Regions from separate parts of the Homo sapiens genome. Here region 2 is linked to region 1. A link is a loop called in an ENCODE intact Hi-C map of the cell type or tissue named here. Cell type or tissue: heart left ventricle. All regions are shown on one strand. Region 1 overlaps DLEU1 (deleted in lymphocytic leukemia 1). Region 2 overlaps DLEU1 (deleted in lymphocytic leukemia 1).

Evidence for each region. A loop is a pair of places that touch in the nucleus more often than their neighbours do. Peaks named below come from ENCODE experiments on the same cell type or tissue, not always from the same donor. Only the 100,000 strongest peaks of a DNase experiment are listed, where the experiment ranks them.
Region 2: it touches region 1 in a loop (8-fold over the local background); 3 of 110 quality-filtered maps call a loop at or near these places.

What each region holds. Positions count from the first base shown.
Region 1 is chr13:50,334,999-50,338,998 of GRCh38, reverse strand. The region is part of intron 2 of DLEU1 (deleted in lymphocytic leukemia 1); the gene reads right to left. Among named protein-coding and RNA genes, the nearest start is that of DLEU1-AS1, 190 kb to the left of the region's middle. In heart left ventricle, no CTCF peak of the experiment used is centred here; no DNase peak of the experiment used is centred here.
Region 2 is chr13:50,409,862-50,413,861 of GRCh38, reverse strand. All of the region lies in intron 3 of DLEU1 (deleted in lymphocytic leukemia 1), which reads right to left. Among named protein-coding and RNA genes, the nearest start is that of DLEU1-AS1, 120 kb to the left of the region's middle. In heart left ventricle, no CTCF peak of the experiment used is centred here; a DNase peak (open chromatin) is centred at 2,441.

The DNA of each region.
Region 1 (4,000 bases):
TCAAGCATAACAGATTTCTCAAAATTTCACGGGGCCTTTTGAGCCATGGCAATTCTGTCCTGAGAAGGAAGGGAAAACATTTTACCCACTACCTCCCCACCTCGTGTTGGCCAAAAATGTGCCCCTGGTGATGTAAACTTCCATGCATTTCTGGGTGCACATACGTCATGGTGAGCAAGTCTCAAGATATCCAGTGCCTCTGTATCAACAGGGAAGCCCAGGTCCGAAGGTGAGGGATGTGGGACTGACAAGGCAAGGCATGGTCGGCTATGTCCATATGAAGTCCACTGGAGGCCACACAAAGCTGGTCGTCACAGCAGCACCTGGGGCAGGACAAATGCCAGGGGCCCCAGAGACTGGTTAGGCCTAGAGAATGGGAGGTGGCTGCTTTTCCTACAAAGGATCAAAAGTCAACTTTAGACTTATCCTCGGCAACTCTAATTTTAAATAAGCTTGGCAAAGCATGCCAACTTCATACAAGGCACTAGACACTAAAGCAATGGAGCAGCATTTCCGGAATTTAAGTGAAAAAAAGTATGACCCAAGAATTCATATAGAGTCATTGATCTTCTTGTAGAAAGACAGCAGAAAGGCATCCTCAGATGCAGAGGCTCAGAAAATCTCCTAATATCTTTCTGAATAAAGTTCCTGCAGTACACAGTCCCTAGTACACAGAAATGAAATGCAATTAAGAACCCAAGAAGAGGCCAAGTGCATTGGCTTATGACTGTAATCTCAGCACTTTGGGAGGCCGAGGCTGGTGGATCACTTGGGCCCAGAAGTTCGAGACCAGCCTGGGGAAAACGATGAAACCCAGTCTTTACAAAAAACATAAAAACTTGGCCAGGCATGGTTCCTGGGGAGGGTGAGGTGGGAGGATCACTTGAACCAAGGATGTCAAGGCTGCAGCAAGCTGTGATCACGCCACTGTGCTCCGGCCTGGATGACAGAGTGAGACCTTGTCCCAAAAAACAAGAACAAAATAAAACAAAAAAGAACTCAAGAAGAGAGAAGTTGTAACTAAAAAGGATTATCAGGAAGCATTAAAACCTGTTAAATTACAGATATATTAAGTTGGTGCAAAAGTAATCATGGTTTTTGCCATTAAAAGTAATAGCAAAAAAACGCAATTACTTTTGCACCAGCTTAATAGGTCTGAATAATCACTGCAAATCTTAACAGAAAAAAAGAAAAATATTTTATAAAGAGATACATATTGACCACTTTAAAAAATTAAATGTGGCATTTATAATCACACATTAAACTTTTAAAGTCCCACATAGCTCAGCGTTCAAAATTTGGAGTCATAAATGCTTATTTTTATTCTTGATTTTTATATTTCAAAAAAGATGAGCTTTATGAGTTAGGGTTTTCTTTATTTAAGGTATATATTTGTAGATTGAAAATCAGGATGTTTACAGAGAGGCAAATGCAAAGCAAGTAGTATATACAGCACAAATCAGAATAAAAGGGAAATATAGACACGAAAGTGTAAGTTAAGATGCCTGAAAGAAAAATTAATTTAAAGTGCTGGGAATAAATATAAATGAATCAAATGGCTGTACTAAAAAAGAAAAAGGCTTTCAGACTGAATAAAAAACAATGAGCTATCTATAAGAGATTTGACACATTGTTTTTTAAGTTTGGCAAAAATATATCAGACAAATGTAATATACAATTCAAAACAAATTACATTCAACTTTAAAAAGCCAATTTTTAAAAATTGATAATGGTACCAGTCATAATAAAAATTTTACAATTAACAACTTTTATACATCTAAGAATAAAGCACCAATAGAGAAACCTGACTCCAAGCTCAGAGACACCAGTACCAGCCAGACAGCACCTCACCATCACCCAGACACATTAATATCACTGATGGTCTTATTCTATAGGTAAGGAAACCAAGACTGAAGAAAGTTAAGTGATCTGCCCAGAGTCATCTAAATAATTACTGAAAAAGTTCAGAACCTCCTATCAGGTCCTCTGAGGGAAAATCCTATTCACTATACACCTAATTTTGTGTCATCCACCAACACCTTGTTTCCATCCCAATGGGTGTGGTGGTCATTAGGGCTTTTCACAAACATGGCATTTCTCTCCTTGCAGGCACACTGCCGCCTTGCACACCCATTCACTTGAGGTGTGTATGGTTGTGCATCCATATGGGCTTCCTCACCATCTCTTTTCACATGGCCTTGGCAGCCAACGATGTTCCAAATAATGACTGCAATAATAACCCAAAGCAAAGACCCCACCCATCCAGCCCCCATCATCTCAAGATGAACAAGTAGTGTGAGAGAAATCAATATTTATTGTTTTAAACCACTAAATTGGCAGTGGGGATGGGGTGGGGGGTCTTCAATACTACAACATTATCTACATCTATTCTGACTGATTCATCATTAATAATTTTTTTCTCTAAGACAAGGCCAAGGACAAATGCATGCCAGCATTTCACGGGAAATATTTCACAGGCCAAAAGCCATTATTCAGTCATTTGTGGCTTTAGCCATTTAACCAGTTACTAATCCCCCTAATTGTACTATTGATAGACCAAAAGCCTATCAAGAGAGACTCTATCAAAGACTTACTGAAATCCAAAGATATGTCTATTGCATTTATTTATCAGATGAGCCATAATGCCAAAGAAGAGATGAAGTTAGTGCAGAATGACTTCTTTATCAGCAATCCACACAAATTCCTGGTGACCACTGCTTGCTTTCCTAAATGTTCACAGATCCTTTTCTTTAGAAATCTACCCTAGGAGGTAAGGAAAGGTAATATTTGATCTGAATCTTAAGAGACAAATACAATTTTCACGGGCAGAAATTGAGGGGAAAGGATATTTCAGGTTGAATAACAGAATGAACAAAATTTAGGTGGAATAAAGTACATGGCTTTGAGTTAACCAACCCTTTGCATCCATTTTAGCCCATGATGCAAAGGTGGGCTAAATGGCGACAGTGACTTCATAATGTGTAAAGATTGTTAATGCACGCAAAGGGCTTTGGAAACAAAAAGTGAGCTGGACTGAGAAAATTGCATGTTTTAGCCTTTGGCATCTTGTAATAACTGATATATTACTTTATCTTTAAATGAACCTAGAAGAATTTTAAGTATATAATTACATATTAACCTAAGCACCCCCCACAAAATTGCTTCCTAAAGGAATAATAAATTTTCAGTGACAAAATTTAATTAAAAACTCACTCTTAAGATTATAGGCAGATAAATAAAAGACCTTTAAAAGTGTTACACTTGCTGGGCGCGGTGGCTCACACCTGTAATCCCAGCACTTTGGGAGGCCAAGGCAGGCGGATCACTTGAGGTCAGGAGTTTGAGACCAGCCTAGCCAACATGGTAAAACCCCATCTCTGCTAAAAATACCAAAAAATTAGCTGGGCGTGGTGGTGGGTGCCTGTAATCCCAGCTACTCCACAGGCTGAGGAAGGAGAATTGCTTGAACCTGGGAGGCAAGGATGCAGTGAGCAAAGGTCATTCCATTTGCACTCCAGCCCTCCAGCCTGGACAATAAGAGCGAAACTCCATCTCAAAAAAAAAAAGGTGTTACACTTGAGGAATGAATTCTTCTTGCTAAGCTTTTTTTCCTAAAGCGAATTTGTTTCCCATAGGCTCGGTGACTAAATTCAGAGACTTCATGACAAAAATAATAGAAAGTGTCTGCACAGTCATTATGGGCCCTCCCTGGCTAAGTAAGAGAAGGCATACCTCGCCTTTATGCTGTCATCCCAGAGGTCAAAGGTCTTCTGTCTAGTGCACAAAGCTGGAAATTTCCAAATAATCTAAGAAAACATTCAAACAGTTTCAGACAGTTTTTTCCATTATTTACAATGCCGCCCATGATAAGATGGAAATTTTCTGAGGGTGGCGTGATAAGCTTCATGTAAGCAAGACACAGCTAATGGCTTGAAGCGTGGAATTCCAGGGCTTCCTGAACAGGCTGTTTTAGTACAATCTTCCGTTGACAGGGTTAAGC
Region 2 (4,000 bases), 75 kb before region 1:
TCTGGCTACAATGGGAAATTTCAGCATCGTATATCCCCCAAACATTTTGATTTTTAGTTAAATGGTATGTTTCCTCCACATTGTAAACCCTCCTCTGACATACATGTGACACACACACACACACACACACACACACACACACACAGAGTTTCTCATGGAGCTCTAAACAGCCTGCCCTCCACCTTCCCCTTCTTTCCTATTCCCCTCTCCCCGACTCTCCAGGTCGGCCCCCTGGCAATCTGGTGTAGTTGTCAACCCTGCAAGCTTGTCCTCCTTGGTGGCTTCATGCCTGTGATTTCTATCCTCATCTTCAGGCTTCCAAACACAGCTCAGTTCTCCTCCATAAAGCCTTCCTTCACTGACTACATGTACACAATGACCCTTCTCTAACACACAATGTATTTTAATGCTCTAGTGCCTATGTTAGCCTTTATTCCAAAAATTTCTAGCCTTATGTTCATTGTTATGTCTTGACTATGCAACCAGTCAAGCAGTGAGCTGGAGGGAGGGCATGAGCTCTGTAGTCAAGCAGCTATTAGTTCTGGATCCTCATCTCTGAGCTACAAGATGCTCAGTTTTATTTTGTTTTAAATAAAGAAATTAACACCCTCACCCCTTGCAAAATCTAACGTTTCTATGAGCATTAAACGAGGTCTCCCGTGTGAAGCACCTGGACTTCATGCCCTTCATGAACTATCTTACTGCTTCCCTGACAGCAGGACCATGTCTTACCCCAGTCCTGGGTCCAAGGAATGCCTAGCACAGTAAAGCAGGATGTTATCAGAAGCAGTGGTTGAAATGCCCAGAATTAACAAAAAGCTGGAAACATAATCCTCCTTGGCAAGGAAATGAGACAAATCTTTAACTATTCAAATCAATGTGCCTCTAGAAGTGAAATGGAACATGAGATAGCGTAAAAAAGCAGATCAATCACAACACGCAGATCATTTCTATGCTTAGAAGCCTATTTTACTGAGCACACATAGAAAAACAAATGTCTAACACCTTTGGCAAAGGCTGCCTGGAGTCCCACAGGGGTATGCATGAAAAAGTCTCCTGCCTTTTTAACTAATCGAGTTCTGACTAGGTTCTACAATGCATCAGATCAAAAGGCAGGGATTTAAAATACTACAATCGACATTAAGTGCATTTCTTTAGTTTCTAAGTGAGTCAGAAAATGCGGCACAGTTAAGCTATAGACGTTTGCAGGCTAAGTCTTCTCCTTAACCTCAGGAGTCAGGACAAAGACAACAGGCCCTTAGTTTGAGTCTTCTCCGCTACACAATGGGTGTGAGGTGAGTGACTATTTCCAATTTGCATGATTCCTATAATTTCCCATCATGAAATGGAGGAAAATGCCATTCACCCACATAAGAAGTCTCACTGAAAAGCAAAGCACTTCTCTCTATTTACTTAAGCACTGGGCTAGAATACAGAGAAGTACAATAAATTCTAAACATGGTGCACATCTGGTCCAAAAACCACAATCAGTTTATTGCTGCATCTGAAACATTTTCAGCAACTGTCATATAATACATTTTCACACATTTCTAACAAGACATTTTCTTGGAAACAAAACAGACAGGTATATCTGTCAGTTCCATTTCTTGCAAACAAAACAGAAAAAATGTTTGGCTCAGATGTCTGTACCGTCTTTGGAGCAGTGTAGCTATCATATGAGGAGGGTATTAGTCAAAGATGCCAAAAGCTCGGCGGTTACTTCCAAAGAGTGGAATTACTGGCTATACAGAAAAATAAGATATATGCATGTATGTATGCACCTCCCTTCTTTCCCATTCCAACAGAACCATTTATTGCACTTACTTGAAAGAGATGTACCAGGGTCTTGTTAAACCCATCTATCTCCCAGTATGAAAATACTACGCTCCCTATTAAGTAGAATCTTCTCATCCCTGTGGCTCTTTGAGCAGAACTTTATTCAACATTTTATTAAAAATTAAAATGCAATTGAAATCACATTAAGATGCTTAAAAGCTCCACATTTTTACCCTAAACCCCTCACGGGCATTCACAAGGAGAGAACAGAAAGGTATCTGATAGCCAGAGAGCCCCAAACCCAATAAAGAAGGCTGCCAAAATGTCCCAATATAGGCCCCAGTGAAACCATTTACTGGCTCACTGTTGGCTGCATAATCTGCCTTTAAGCACTTTCTCCTCTGCAAAAACCCCAGAACTCCTTTAAGAGCCATGTCTCAGCACACAAAACTTTCAAGTGACTCACCCTTCCCTCCCGCTTCCCTGGCCCAGCCCCACAGCCCCTCACACCAGCCATGCAGTCTTTGACCTTTCCTGATAACCCACTCACAGTTCATTCTGCCTGCAGGGCAGACAAGAAACGCACAGGGGCAAGATTACTGAAGCTTTGACAACATTCATAAAAAGAATGGACATAGTCAACCCCCTTGCACACTTCTGAACCTTTGCCTGTGTGGCTGCCTCCACCAGGAATGCCCTGGCTGACTTTGCCTGGCGAATGACTCATTGTGATTCGCAGCTCAGTTCAACTAGGGCTTTTTGGTGACAGCTTTCCCTGACACCCCTTCCCTTGCTGAATGAGGTGGTCCATCCTCTGGCATGGGGCAGAGCATCCCATACATCCTGCTCCCACTCCAACCTATTGCACTGGTATCCAATAGAAGGCAACATGTGTCACTGTGTCTCCCGCACCAGCCTGCAAGCCCCTTTAGGCAGGGCCTTGGTCATGTTCTTGTATCCCCAGCCCCTGGGATACTGACTTTTATATGGAAGGGACTCAGCAAATGTTTACTGAATAAAAGAATAATGGCAGCAATCCAGAAAATTCCTGACTGTGCCCAGACTGAAGGGCTCCAGTTGCTTCTCCATGAACAAAAAAGAGAACCTCAGGAAATGGCCAGTTGAAAGTTTTCAGATCTTTCAACCAACAAGAGCTGATGGTAAGGATGTCCAATGGACTGTACGAACATGAAGGAGGAAAATGCATGCTTTCTCAAGCTGGGCCTGAAGTCTTGCTATTAGAATTAGAGAAATACGAAAGTGATAAAGGAGACCACCCAAGAGAAGGGAATTTGGGTTACTGCAGTGAATAGGAGACTGAAGGGTGAGTACTCTCCACTCTGAAAGACGGCAGGTGAACGAAAGGCCAGGATCTAGGTGAGAAACCAGGGAAGGGGAAAGTGGGACAAGGATTTATTTGTCAAATTACAGCACCCTAGAATGGCAAAGGGTCTCTTGAAGATAAAAAGAGGTACATTCAGGAAAAATTTTAAGACTCTCCCCATGTGAGCAGATTAGTTTAAAAGACAAGCACAGAAGGGATTGAGGCCCACAGAAAGAAGGAACCCCATGTGGTGCTCATTTGAGTTGAACAAAGGGACCTGCACTGATGAATATATATGGGACTGGTCCCGTACCTAAGTTCCCATCCAGAAGAGAAGTCAGAGGAAACCAGAGAACTTCAGAAGAGCTTGGTGAGCGCCAACGGGCTCACACACACAGGGCTGTGGGAGCCTACAGCCCACAGTCCGCAGCTCTGAGAAACACATTGTGTTCCGCCTGTGGGGCAGTGTCCTCACAGCAATCCAGGTGTGTTTGAAGGAGAACGCCTAGCAGCAGCTGAAATAACCAAAAACAAGGTGGTAAATGGCTGTCCTGGGCCAATACAGGGACAAATTGGCAAAGTAGAATGTTCCTCGCAGAGCTCTCCAAATGTTTGAGAATTCTACCACCTCTCCTGAGGTGCCCTGGAAAAGGCGAAGTGGAAAGGTAGAGCCTGTTAAAATTTTATATGGTTTCTGAGGCATCTTAATTTTTAATAAAAAGTTCTTAATAATGTTCTGGATAAAAGACTGTGGTACTTAAAAGATTCTTTTTATAATGCCAAACTCTTTGTGCAATGTATGTATATATTTTTTAAAAGACCATAGTCTGGCAAATACTGACAGCCTGCAACACATACCACATTCTCCTTCCGCTTACTCCACCACCTCATACTGTGGCC